Regions from separate parts of the Homo sapiens genome. Here region 2 is linked to region 1. Evidence: chromatin contacts called from ENCODE Hi-C or POLR2A ChIA-PET data. All regions are on one chromosome and are shown on one strand. Each heading gives the region's core, a stretch centred on a gene start or an enhancer-like site at or near the end of the contact. The rest is flanking DNA. Distances are from core to core; before and after follow the strand shown.

Region 1 (6,521 bases), core at 1,411-3,910:
GGGTGATCAGATTGATTACCAAACCAGGACAGGGGCTGTTTGAAAGAAGCATTAGAAATTCAAGACAATGAGAGAAATTGAAATAGGTCTTGTCTCCCATTCTTTTGCCCAAATGAATGCTTGTTCTTTTAGCTCATTAGGAAAGCCCTTAGCCTTGGAGGTACACAAGACCAGTCTTCTGTCCTACCCAAATTTCCCACTTAGCTTGGATGCATGTTAGCTTTGGGTCGAAGCAGACTATGCAATTTCTAAGACAGCTGAAAAGAGAGCTTTGAACTTTTCCCCAAGTTGCTGCAGGGTCATTGCTACCACCACGCCTACACCAATGATGCCTGACTTCAGGATCCAGAGGCCAGAAACGGACAGCTTTCTGGAAGAGGGTGTGTATCTACAAGGATTGCTTGCTGTATGAGCAATAATCACCTCTCTGGGGCTAGAGGGAGTACAATTTGAGAGGTGGGACAAAGTGGGGAATGTGCCAAGGCAAAAGCAGGAGTATGGAAATTCACTCCTGACACTTGTAGCCAATGCAAAGGGCCTTAGAAAAATCCACTCTTCCTTCCACACCCAGGCTTTGCCCTCTCCCCCTGCTTCCACTTCGGAAAGTCTGAAGCAGGCCTGGAAAGCTGTTTTCTGCTTTCTTTCCCTCTCTTCCTCCCCCTTTCCTGAGCTCCCAGCTGCTCGACCTCTTGCGTAACTGTGAGAGAGCGCTGAGTTTTTTGATGGGCTCCAGATGTGGAGCAGGGCGGAGATGGAGAGTGGGGGCGGTAGGTCTTTAGTCCCCTGAGTGCTCTAACTGTGGGAACATAGAGGCCTGACACAGCAGGGGAGAGGACACATTGCACAGCGCCTTTATCATAGGGTCAGCTGGTCCCTGTGTTGGGAGGTCAGTGAGAGAAGTTGGGTGCTGTTTCGACCCTCTGCCTCAGCATCCACTGCCTCCATGGCAGGCTTGATTATTCCCTGAAATTCCTCCTGCCCAGTACAGTAAAGAGGAGCTGGGGGCCGTGAAACAGAATGAAGTGAAAAGCCTCTGAGGTACTGCAATCTGGACCCCTCCCCTCAGTGCTGGGTCTTGGCACATGGGATACAACAGTTTGGGTTTTTTCCTTCTTCCTTTTTTTACATACCCAAATAGCCTGAATATTACTGTTGTGATCTGCCTCATGAAGGTTCATCAGAATTACTTTCATGACTTCAAACAGTATGAAGAGAGGAAAAACTAGAGTCTCGCTCCTCAAATCCTAGGACTTCCTGGTACCCACAGCATATTCTGGATCTTGAGTGTTCCACCTCCATTAGCTATAGCAGGTGGCAGCAAAGGGCGGCCTCTCCCCTCCCCCTCCTTGTCTGCTGCTTGGCCCCGGTCAGCTTCAGTCTCCAGCCGTGGGGGGTCCCCTGCTAAGGCCAGCCCTGTCAATGAGTGACCAGAGATTCCTGTAGTTCAGCCTCCTGCTGTTCCTGGGTTAGGGAGAGACGGCACAAACTAAACTCATTGAATTAGAACAGCACTTGTCCATCTCAAAGAGGATAAATTATTTTTTGCTATCCACCCCAGCTGGAATTTAGACCAGACTTACAGGCTTTCTGCTCCTTCCTTCAGTGAAGAAGAGTCTCCAGGGTCCCTCTAGTGCAGGTCAAAGAAGTCCAGTCCAGCTGAGTTCAGCTCCCTAGGGCCTCCCCAGCCAGTCTCCTGGACCAAGAGCTGGCTTTGCAAGGTAAGGATCCACTGTCAGCGTTGGATTTCGGAGTGGAGGTTGAGATGGAGAATGACTTCAACCTAGCTCAATTTGGGGGCTGCTTTTAGGTGTTTAGTGCCTCCTTCTCTTCCTTATTAACTCCCACTCCTACTACAGGTTGGTGTGCTCAATTGTATGTCTATAGCCTGCCTCCATCTCCCAATCTGTAATCCAGCAAGTCTGTCGGGGTGGAGGGGTGTGGAGCTCCATGGGGGCAAGATGATAATTCCATTCGGTTTTCCTGTGCTTTGGAGTTTGCATGACACTTTAACGAGTCTTCTTGTGCCTATCCTTAAGAAAGTCTGTGAAGCCTGATGTGCGTGGCTATCAATGTCATTTACAGCTCTTCATGGTGGGGCTTGGAATAGGGCGAGGGGAGGAGGTGACAGGGAGAAGACCTGGGTACCCTCAGTAGATGTTCTGGAGATGTTGAGAGCATGTTGTAGGGGCTTCGATTTGGGAGGTTCAGTGGGAGCCCGTGGAGGTTTCAGGCATCTAAGGCAAAAAGAAAGAGGGGAGAGTTTGGGGGAGGGAGAACGGATTGTCAAAAACACCCTCTCAAAAGCGTGTTAAAGCCTGGGAGTGGAGGGTGGTCTAGGAGAGTCGGGAGGGCAGGGTGGGAGGAGAGGGGGATGTGTGGTGGTGGTGGTGGTGGTGGTGGTGGTGGTGGTGGTGGTGGTGGTGGTGGTGGTGATGGTGGAGAGCCCAGCTGCAAAGATGAACAAAGCGGGCGCTGTGCAGGCTGGGGGAGGTGCTGCTGTGGGAAAGGGTGGGTGGGGGGACCTTGGGCTCCAGCCCCACAAGGGCGTCTTCTTTGGCTGGCCAGGCGGACGGGACGGGGGACGGGGGCGGGGACTGGCGGGAGGGGGGCGGGACAGGCTCGCTCTCCTCCTACTTAGCGAGCTCCCGGGGAAAAGCAACGGTGTCCTCCTAAGCCTGAGGCCACCGCGACCGAGCCGAGCCAGGCTAAGGGACCAGTGTCTCCCTGCCCCCCCCCCACCTCTAGGTAAGAGCGCCCCGTCCCACTACACTTGCGGGTCCCATTCGCTGCGGTGCTAGGACTGGATAAGGGGAAGTCCCCGGGGCCTGGCGAGAGCCCTGAGATCAGCTCTAGGCTAGGGAGCTCGGCAGAAACCCGTGGGGGAGAGAGGGCACCCCAGGTGAGTGCGTGGGGGCGAAAGGAGCGTTATGGGGAGTTTTCCTGTGAGCCTCTTGCTTTTGCCTTCCTCGGCCGCTGCCAACGCCACCGCCAGAGGGGGCCGTGACGCTCTCCCCCCCTTGGAGAAACTCTGATCCTGGCCCTATCCAGACTCTCCCGCCGGCACCCAGGCGGCCGGGCGGACACTCGCGGGGTATCGGGCGGCGAGCGCGCGCGCGGGTTTTCGTCCTCCAGCGCCCCACACCTCCCCCTCTCCGCCCACAGCAGGACCTTGGGGCGGGGGTATCTCCTGTGACGTCTCCCCGCCTGTCCCCAGGCCGGCCGCCTTGATGGACCAGGAAGGGATTCGGAGTCCGGCTCAGAGTCTTGAGCGTCTAGGAGGGCTGCCTGGGGGTGTCCAGGAGATGGGAAGCCCGCCTGGGGCCTCCCAGGCACTCCCCAAGGCCCCACGTCCTCGGGGGCCGGGGAGGCCGCCTGGGGCGCCTTGCCACGCCCGCGCGGTCCCTATTGGAATCCCTAGCGGAGTTCCCCGAGCGGAGGCTGACCCAAGTCATCCGGGCTCCCCCGGGATAGGGAAGTGCGGGCGGGCGGCTGGGTAGGGGCGCCGGCGCAGGGTGGCCGAGTCGCCCGCTAGCGCTTCCGCCGAGGCAGGCTCGAGTGGGGACTTGGCCGGGCGACCGCACAGCCCTGCCGGGGACCCACGGCTCTGGGGCGGGGCTGCATTCTGGGCCGTTAGCTCAGCGGTCCTGGAGCCTCCCGAGGCTGACTCATCGGGCGGCGGGCTCACCCCCCAGCCGTCAAACGCAAACGCAGGCGCCCCACCACGCCGGGCTCCCACGCGGCACACACGCACGCCTCCGCGACACTTCGCACACCTACGTCCCTGCGTCACGCCACCCAGACACACCCGGACCCGCCCACACGCCGAGGCCTTCCCACGCACTCCATGCCTTACGCCTCACAGGAAAGCGCCCCGCGCTCACGCAGCCCCTCACACCCGCAGCCCCGCTTACACGCGCCCCAGCTCACACATGCACCCCAGTCACACAGCCTACCTCACACACGCACCCCAGTCACACACACAACCCAGCTCACACACGTACCCGTCACACATGAGGCCCCAGCTCACACACGAAGCCCAGCTCACACACGCAGCCCCAGCTCTCACACACACACCCCAGTCAAACACGAGGCCCCAGCTCACACACGAAGCCCAGCTCACACACACTGCCCCAGTTACACAGCCCAGCTCATGCAAGCAGCCCGTCACACACACAGCCCAGCTCACACACACAGCCCAGCTCACACAAGCAGCCCGTCACACACACAGCCCAGCTCACACACACAGCCCCAGTTATACACACACAGCCCAGCTCACACACGCAGCCCGTCACACACACAGCTCAGCTCAATACACAGCCCAGCTCACACACACAGCCCCAGTTACACACACAGCCCAGCTTACACACACAGCCCAGCTCACACACACAGCCCATCACACACACAGCCTATCACACACACAGCTCAGCTCAATACACAGCCCAGCTGACACACGCAGCCCAGCTCACACATACACTCCAGCTCACACACGCAGCCCGTCACACAGCCCCAGCCACACACACAGCCCAGCTCACACACGCAGCCCAGCTCACACATGCAGCCCCCTCACACATGCAGCCCCAGTCACACACACAGCCCAGCTCACACCGCAGCCCCAGCTCACACACGCGGCCCCTCACACACATTCAGCCGCCCTTCCCGCAGCTGCCAGGCTCGGAACGGGCGGTGTCTGTGGGGGCCGCCCCGTTTCCCGGCCGCGCAAACAAGCGGCTCCTTCTCTCTGCCCCGCCAAAGAAAGGCCGCTTGTCAGGGGCGGGCGGGCAGGCGGCAGCGGCAGGCGCCCAACACTGCGGCCTTGTCCCACGCGGGCAGCCTGGGCAGGAGCAGGCCGAGGGGTGCAAGGGGCCGCTACCTTGCGGAAACCTCCCTCCCTCGGCCCTGCGGACCGCGGAGAGGCACCTTTCCACCACCGGACACCCAAGCAACAGCCCTCGCTCCATCCGCGCTCTCCCGGCTCCCCCTCTCCTCGGGCCGCCCATCTCTCCTCTCTTCCGCCTTTGGGGTCCCGGTGGGCCCCAGCCTCCCTCTCCTTCGCCCCATCTCCCCGCCCGTCAGCCTCCCCTCCGCTGCCCTCGCGCATCCCCAGTGTTCCCGTCTGTCGTCGCCTCCACTTGAGGACCCGCCTGTCCTTTCTTCCCCCGACCCCTCCACCTCTGTGTTCTTCAGTCTCCCCGCATCCTCTGCCCTCGGTCTTCCCCTCCCCAGCTTGCATTTTTTCCCATCTCTTAGTCTGCCTTTCATTTTCCCCTTCACATCCCGGTGGCTCCCCTTCCCCGCCCCGTCCCTCTGCACACCCCCATTCATCTCTGTCAGGTTTTTCTCATCCTTAAGTTCTCTCGTCCCCCTCCCCACTCGGGCGTCCCCCGCTGGGCTCCCCGCCTCAGTTTCCTTCCCTTCCTGACTCCTTCCTCTGACGGCGGCCCTTTCTCGAGGGCGGATGTGCGCCTGGAGGGCGAAGGCGGCGGCCGAGAGGACCCCAGCTCGGCCTGGCGGGCCTCTGGCCACAGCCATGCACCGCTTGGGCCGAGGCCGAGGCCGACCCCCAGGGACACAGGTGAGGCCGGGCGACCCGCGGGGCTCCGGGGAGCGCCCGAGCAGTGGCCCCGCGAAGGGCCGGGTCTGGTGCTCTGGGGCTGGCTTTGGACCTCTCGTCCTGGGACTCCGTGGGAGCCCGGGAGCTGTGTCAGTGCCCGTTGGTGCTGGAGCCAGTCGGCCCTTCCTTGGCCTCCTTCAGGCGGGGGCCAAGACCCCCGAGAGTTCACTCTGGGTGCTCCACTCGGCGGAGAGGGCTTCAGACTGGTGTCCCGCGTGGCTGGGGTGTCGGCGCATTCCCGCGGGGGAGGAGGCCGAGGGCCCGGGCCGGGGTCACCTGCCGGCGCCCCGGCCTTGCGCACAGAGGGCCTTGCCTGTCGCTCGTCAAATCCAGACACCTGGGCCTCCGCCACTCGGCTGCCGGGGCGGCACTGGGGCGTCTGTACCCAGCGTGCGGGAGGGCACCCAGGGCCGGACGCGCACCGCAGGGGTCTTTTTTTGGCCGCGGGGCCGGGCGGGCGGGTAATGACAGCCGGGTTGCTGGGGAGCCGCGGGCCAGATGGAAGCGGGGCCGCAGGTGAGGGACGTCCCTCGCGTAGCGCCACTCAGCCGCCGGGGCCAGAGCGGGAGTCAAGGTGAGGGCGCCCCCAGGTGGCCGCTCTCGGCCGCGGCGATCGCCCTTTGGGAAAGCACCGCCTGAGTGCAGGGCAGGTTGGCCTGGTGTCTCTTTCCACTTCTCTTGGATCAGGTTACTGTGCTGGGGCCACAGCCTCGCACCTCCCAATCTCTCCATCTTTTCTTATCTTCTCCCCACACCTCTCTCCTTATCTCTCCCTTTACTTTCGCCTCCTTATTCTCTTCTCTCCTCTAATCACTCTTGTTCTCCATCGGCCTTACTCCTTTACAATCTTTATCTCCACTTGAAGTTCTTGGGTGTAAATAAATGAGCACACCACAGCTGCCCCACACGG
Region 2 (6,521 bases), core at 3,051-5,550, 510 kb after region 1:
AAAGGATGGAAGAGACAGGAGGCTCTGGAGTATGAAATTGTAGCAAAAAACTCAATCAACTAGTACAGGTTAGTCTTCATTCCCCTTTCTGGAACAGGCTGCTCCTTCTAGGATGTAATGGAGATCAAAGCTTGGACCCTGTAACTAGACTGCCTGCCTGGGTTTGAGTCCCAGCTCTTCTAATTACTTGTGTGACCTTGGGCAAGTTATGTAACCTCTAAGTGCCTCAGTTTTCTCATCTGTAAAATGGGAACTTCAATCATCATGGCTATCATTTGGTTGTGGATGAGAAGTAAATGAAGTGCTGAGTGTTAACTGTTGCCTCAGAAGAAACTGGGAGGGGGAAGTCTTAGAAGTGTTTCAACATAATAAAAGCTCTCTCATTCTGAAATGTGGGCAAATTTCAGGGATTGATAGATCCTAGCAAACTGTGTCCCTGGTTCCCGTGCTTGAGATCTTATACAGGACTTGAACCAGGTAAGCTGCTACAGGATATTGGGCAGAATGCAGGACCAGGAAGCAAGAAAACTGAGTCTGCCACAGACAAACCAAGTGATCTTGAGCAGGCAACTTCTCCTTTGGGGACCTCAGTTTCCTCATATCTAAAATAAGGGTGACCTGGATAAACATTCAGGTCACTTCCAGCCTTGACATTCTATGACTACCTATATCTCAGGGTGTTTAGGGCACATGCCTTTGGGTAGATAGCATGTGGAAATTGTTACTATTCCCCATGCTCCTGTCCACACTACTCACCAAATATGAGATATCCGGGAAGAATGGAGGGTATAGATTTTTTTTTTCAATTAGATAATTTAGTTTTATATATTTGGGGGGACAAGTGCAGGTTTCTTACATGCATATATTGCATGCATAGAGGTGAAGTCTGGGCTTTTTTTAGTGTGCGCATCGCCCAAATAGTGAACATCATACCCAATAGGTAGTTTTTCAACCCTCACCCTCCTCCCACCTTCTCACCTTTCATAGTCTCCGATGTCTTTTATTCCACTCTATATGTCCATGTATACCCATTATTTAGCTCCCACTTATAAATGAGAATATGCCATATTTGACTTTGTTTCTGAGTTATTTCACCGAGGATAATGGCCTCCAGTTCCACCCATGTTGCTGGAAAACACATGATTTCATTCTTTTTTATGGCTGAGTAGTATTCCACTGTGTGTGTGTGTGTTGGGCGATGATAATGATGTCCATTGCTGTGTGACAGCTTGGAATTTAATTTATTAAAGTCAAGTTGGAGTTTATAAACTGCATTTTCTTTATCACTCACTACATTAACTACGTTTTCTTTATCCAATCCTCCATTGATGGACACATCGATTTGGTTGATTTTTATGTAGTGAAATGTTCAATTCTAAGTCATGAAAATTCAAAGAGATTTTTCAAGCTGTTTCCCCAGTCTAAGAAATGTAACTCTTAGTGGTTCACAGAGGAACAGTTTTTCTACCAGTATGACACGACAACCAAACACAGTGAACTTGTGATTGCACAAGAAACTTTTGTTGATGGGAGAACAGGTATTCAGAGTTCTACAGGACCTGGGGAATGAGTAGATGGTAACTGGAATCTGTATTGAGCTTCCAGTACTGAGCTGCCCAGAGTTCCATGGAATCACATATTTTAGTGAAGAAGAGCCTGATCACGTTTCAAAAATAGGGAATTTTTAAATGAATGAAAAAAATACGAAACATATTTTCATCAACTTAATCCATTTCACACTTTCAGAAGGGATCCACAGCTTTTAATGAGTATGAATTATGCTTTCAGTTTTTGTGGCAGCTTTTAAAGAACAAATCTCAGGATATGTCTGAATTACCCAGCCAAAATTGTGGCTTGTTTTCAAGAGAAGCAGATTGAGATAGAAGTAAACTATGCTAGACAGAATGACACTGCTTTAAATTTTGGAAACATATATATGGATCCCAGAGCAATCCTGAAATTTTTGCTCTGTAACCTATGTTTGAGTTTACACAGCTCTGTGAATGAACTTTTTCTTCATAAAATTGCTAAATAAAGCTAAAAGCTATTTTCAGTGGTGTAAATCTGAATTAAAATGAGGATGGCATTTCATGAAGTACTACTATATGCATTTTTGAATGAATAAAGTTGGTAAGATATATTTTGTTACTTTTGAATTACATTTTTTAAAACGCTTTTTTTTTTTTTTTGAGACAGAGTCTCTCTCTGTTGCCCGGGCTGGAGTGCAGTGGAGTGATCTTGGCTCACTGCAACCTCTGCCTCTCAGGTTCAAGCGATTTTCCTGCCTCAGCCTCCTGAGTAGCTGGCACTACAGGCACCCACCACCACACCTGGCTAATTTTTGTATTTTTTGTAGAGATGGGGTTTCGCCATGTTGGCCAGGCTGGTTTCGAATTCCTGACCTCATGATCCGCCCGCCTCGGCCTCCCAAAGTGCTGGGATTACAGGCATGAGCCACCGCGCCCTGCAAAACCCTATTTTAAAATAGGGACCAAGTTATAACTCACTGTTGTTAAAACCAAAATTTATGCACAAGTATGACTTTACTATCTTAATGGCATTTTAAATTTTATTTTATATATATTGAACATTTAATGTGTTTTCTGATTGTACAAATTATATAGGTTTATTTTTAGATTAGAAGATACAGAAAACTACAATGCAATAAAATATCAGTCTTAACCAACTTTATTAAGGTATATTATTTAACAAGTATGTCTTGAACCCTTACTGAGTTTCAGCCACTGGGCTAAGTGAGTGATGGGTTTTTTGTTTTATTTTGTTTTTTGTTTTGTTTTGAGACAGAGTCTTGCTCTGTTGCCCAGGCTGGTGTGCAGTGGTGCCATCTCAGCTCACTGCAACCTGTGCCTCCTGGGTTCAAGCGATTCTCCTGCCTCAGCCTCCCGAGTAGCTGAGATTATAGGCGCCCGCCACGATGCCCAGCTAGTTTTTGTATTTTTAGTAGAGACGGGGTTTCCCCATGTTGGCCAGGCTGGTCTTGAGCTCCTGACCTCATGTGATCCACTCGCCTCGGCCTCCCAAAGTGCTGGGATCACAGGCGTGAGCCACGACACCCGGCCCACTGATGGAGTTATAAAGGTGAAGAACTAGTCTAGTGAAGAATGCAGACTGAGAGTAAACAGACAAATACAATGTGACTGAGCTGTATTGTTAAATACAAGAAAGGACTATCAGGAAGACTTTTTGGAAAAAGAAGCATCTACACTGAGACCATAAAAATTAGTAGGAGTCAGTCAAATAAATGTGGGAGGAGGAGAAAGGGATTATTCCAGGTAAAGAAAACAAGTTCAAGGCTTGAGAGGTAAAAGGTGGCTTGGTGTGGTGGAAAAGGTGAAAGAAATTTGCGACTGGAGAGCAAGAAATATGGTCGAGAAGGACTAAAAAAAAGTAGACAGGGAGAGCCCAGATGCTGAAGGGTCTAGAAAACCTCAGTATGGTTTTGGAGCTTTGCCCTGAAAGCAATAGAATGCCTTTGAATTGTCTGAAGCAGATGGTAACTTGATCAGGTCTGCTTTTTGCAAAGTGGAGAATGCTTTGGAAGGAAGCAAGTGTGCACGCAGCGGGACCCATTAGACTAATGTATAAATCCTGCCTGGAGGTCATCACTGGACAGGGGAGGTGGGGGAGGCGGTGAAGATAAACAAAAGGGGATAAATTTGAAATATCCTGTTTTAAAAGGAGGTAGAATCCACAGAACTTGGCAATGGATTGGATGTGAGAAGTGAGAGGAATCAGTGATGACTGCCAGCTTTCTGACCTGAACGAGTGGATGAAGGGAAGCCGAGTTTTGGGGGGAAAGAGAAACATATAATACCAACATTTAAAACATAATAAGACTAAGAGGCTGAAGGAAAGGGTAGAACCTTCAATCTGAGCCGAGCGGGGCCGACAGCGCTGGGCAGCATCCCACGCCTTTTTCTCCGCGAGGCCCACGCAACCAGCCAACTAAAGCGAAGAACCACGTGAGGGAGACCCCACTGCGCACCAGGCGCGAGCCCTGCGCATGCCCGTTGGGTCCCGGAGGCCGAGCCTGCGCAGTTAGGGGAACTCAGGCCCATAGGCTCCCCGCCTTTGCGTTGCCCTGAGCAGCGAGGCGCGGTCACGTGCTACCTTTTGCACGTATCCTGTCGCCCCTCTGTCCGCCCGGGACGCCTAGCCCCACCCACTGTTCCCGCCCCTTCCGTGTTTTGGTGCGCACGGGTTCCGCCAGACACAGCTACCATTGGCTGTCAGTCGGATCCGAGAACGACGATTGGCTTTCCTTGACCGTCCCTCAAGCGCCTCTCCGGAGATGGTCTGAGGTGGGAGAAGAGCTGAAGAGACCTGGAGCCGACAGACGGTAAGCTGGGGTATGTGCTCTGCAGGGGCTGCAGGAGGCCAAGCTCTTCCCGAGCCACCTCGGCGAGTATTCTTGCCGCTTGGCCACGCTGGTCTGCCCTGGTCCGGTCCCCTCACCCCGACTGGAACCTCCCTGCTTTCTAGTCTAGGGGCTTCGCTGCGGCTGAGACTCGGTCGCCGCCACGCCTTAGCGTGAAGGATTCCGGGAAGCCTGCGGGACTGCGAGTGGAGAGGTTTTGCCCAACGGGACGGTCTCCTTCCTTCTGTCCAAATTCTACCTGTCCTTCGAGGCGTGGTGCGGGCCCCACTGCTTAGGGGAGACTTCCTTTTCGCCTGACCGCGGAGGTGTCTCTCTGTCCTGGTCTCCCTCATCGGGTACTTTGTTTCGGTCGTTGTCTTCACGTATCAGTCTTATCTTTTTGGCCAAATTATGAGTTCTTAGGCGTTTAGGACCCTTTTTTTCTTGAATACCACAGTTCATTCATTGTCTTGCGTTACAGTATATGCCCTCTTAAGTGTTAAGAGGGTAGAGTGAAGATCATGCCCCTATCTCCTCAGAGTAGAAACAAGAGACACAGAAAGAGAAATTAAAGAAGACAGGAGGACAGTCAGAGAGCGTCAGGGAGTTTTGCCTAGGTTTCAGATCATTCTGTATCGCCAGCTAGCTTGCCTCCTTGGACTTACCCACCAGTCTAACAGCAGGTGTATGTTTAGAATATTTGTGCTCGGCACAGTGTAGGGACACGGGCAGGTGTGATATGGTTTCTGCTCAGAAGCTTCTTATAGTCCAATTGGGTAAACGAGACTAGAACACATAAAACGACCATGGCAACATGAAAATAGGGTTGAAGTTTTATGGTGTCAGCTGTGCCAGCCATAGAACTAAGGAGCAAGAGTAGATTCAGGGATGGGGTAGTTTAGGAAGGCTTCCCGGAATGTGATTATCTCCTGATATTTATTGAGTACCTGGGGTGTGCAAAGCTCTGTGCTGAATCTGAGAATGAGAAGTGAATAAGTGATGGCCACTGTCCTGAGAAACTCCTAGTCTAGGGGAAACAAGTTTCATTGCATTGATAGCAAAGATGTGTGTGGATGCCGTGGGCAAGAGATGGGATATGCCAGCTGTACCTGGATGAATTGGGAAGGGGGTCATCAAAGAGAAGACTTTGGGGTTTGAAAGGCGAATAGAAGTTGCATAGGTAGGCCTGTCGCGGTGGCTCACACCTGTAATCCCAGCACTTTGTGAGGCCGAGGCGGGCGGATCACTTGAGGTCAGGAGTTTGGGACCAGCCTGACCAACATGGCAAGACCTCGTCTCTACTAATACTACAAAAATTAGCTGGGCGTGGTGGTGCGTGCTTATAGTCCCAGCTATAATACTTCGGAGGCTAAGTCACGAGAATCGCTTGAACCTGGGAGGCGGAGGTTGCAGTGAGCCCAGATCACAGCACTGCACTCCAGCCTGGGCGACAGAGCAAGACTCCATCTCCAAAAAAAAAAAAAAAAAAAAAAAGAACTTGCGTAGGCAGAGAGTTTTAGGAGAATGTAGAGTATTCAGAGACAAAGATGATTGAATCAGAGGAAGAGGGAATGAAGTATGGGTGAGGAAGCCAGAGAACAGCATCATGTGGGAGAAAGAGCATGATCTTTGGATTGGAATGAGGGTGCTCTTACATCAGATGAAGTGTAGAGAGGACTCACCACAGGGCTGACACACTGTAGCTTCTCAATAGATGTTCGTTTCCCTACCTAGAACTGGAGAAGTAAAATTGAGACCACTTTGAGAAGAGCCTTGCATTTCATACTGTAATAGTCAGAGGAGGTGTGGGATTTTATGACTTTTGAAGCTTTTTTCTACTTTTCTTACCACAACATTATAAAAGCAGTCAATATTCAATATTTCTTTCTTCTTTTTTTTTTTTTTGACAGGGTCTGGGTCTGCCGCCCAGGATGGAGTACAATGGTGTGATCTTGGCTCTTTGCAACCTCTGCCTCCTGGGCTCAAGCCTTCCTCCCACCTGAACCTCCCAAGTAGCGGGACTGCAGGTGCATGCTACCACATCGGCTGTTTTTTTTTTTTTTTTTTTTTTTTTGAGATTGAATCTTGCTCTGTCACTAGGCTGGAGTGCAATGGTGCGATCTCGGCTCACTGCAACCTCTGT

The links. A loop is a pair of places that touch in the nucleus more often than their neighbours do. ChIA-PET counts read pairs that join two places held with the same protein, here RNA polymerase II (POLR2A). Pooled maps may share reads with other maps.
Region 2: a pooled map shows a loop between it and region 1 (2.9-fold over the local background). The contact joins the promoter of HINFP here to the promoter of PHLDB1 in region 1. A Hi-C loop is called at or near these places in 2 of 50 pooled maps. POLR2A ChIA-PET finds 5 or more read pairs at or near these places in 3 of 52 experiments (AG04450, CD4-positive, alpha-beta T cell and naive thymus-derived CD8-positive, alpha-beta T cell).

Annotation. Positions count from the first base shown.
Region 1 is chr11:118,604,955-118,611,475 of GRCh38, forward strand. PHLDB1 (pleckstrin homology like domain family B member 1) reads left to right here and starts at 2,661. Exons shown (of 23, transcript NM_001144758.3): 1 at 2,661-2,745. It overlaps LOC124902765 (a long non-coding RNA gene), which reads right to left and starts at 3,557. Exons shown (of 2, transcript XR_007062908.1): 1 at 3,169-3,557; 2 at 1-2,234. RefSeq lists silencers at 3,153-3,242, 3,303-3,372, 5,888-5,947 and enhancers at 3,500-3,794, 3,832-4,506, 4,507-5,180.
Region 2 is chr11:119,117,280-119,123,800 of GRCh38, forward strand. HINFP (histone H4 transcription factor) reads left to right here and starts at 4,301. Exons shown (of 10, transcript NM_198971.3): 1 at 4,301-4,360. C2CD2L (C2CD2 like) reads left to right here. Exons shown (of 14, transcript NM_001290474.2): 14 at 1-1,265. RefSeq lists a silencer at 4,035-4,314.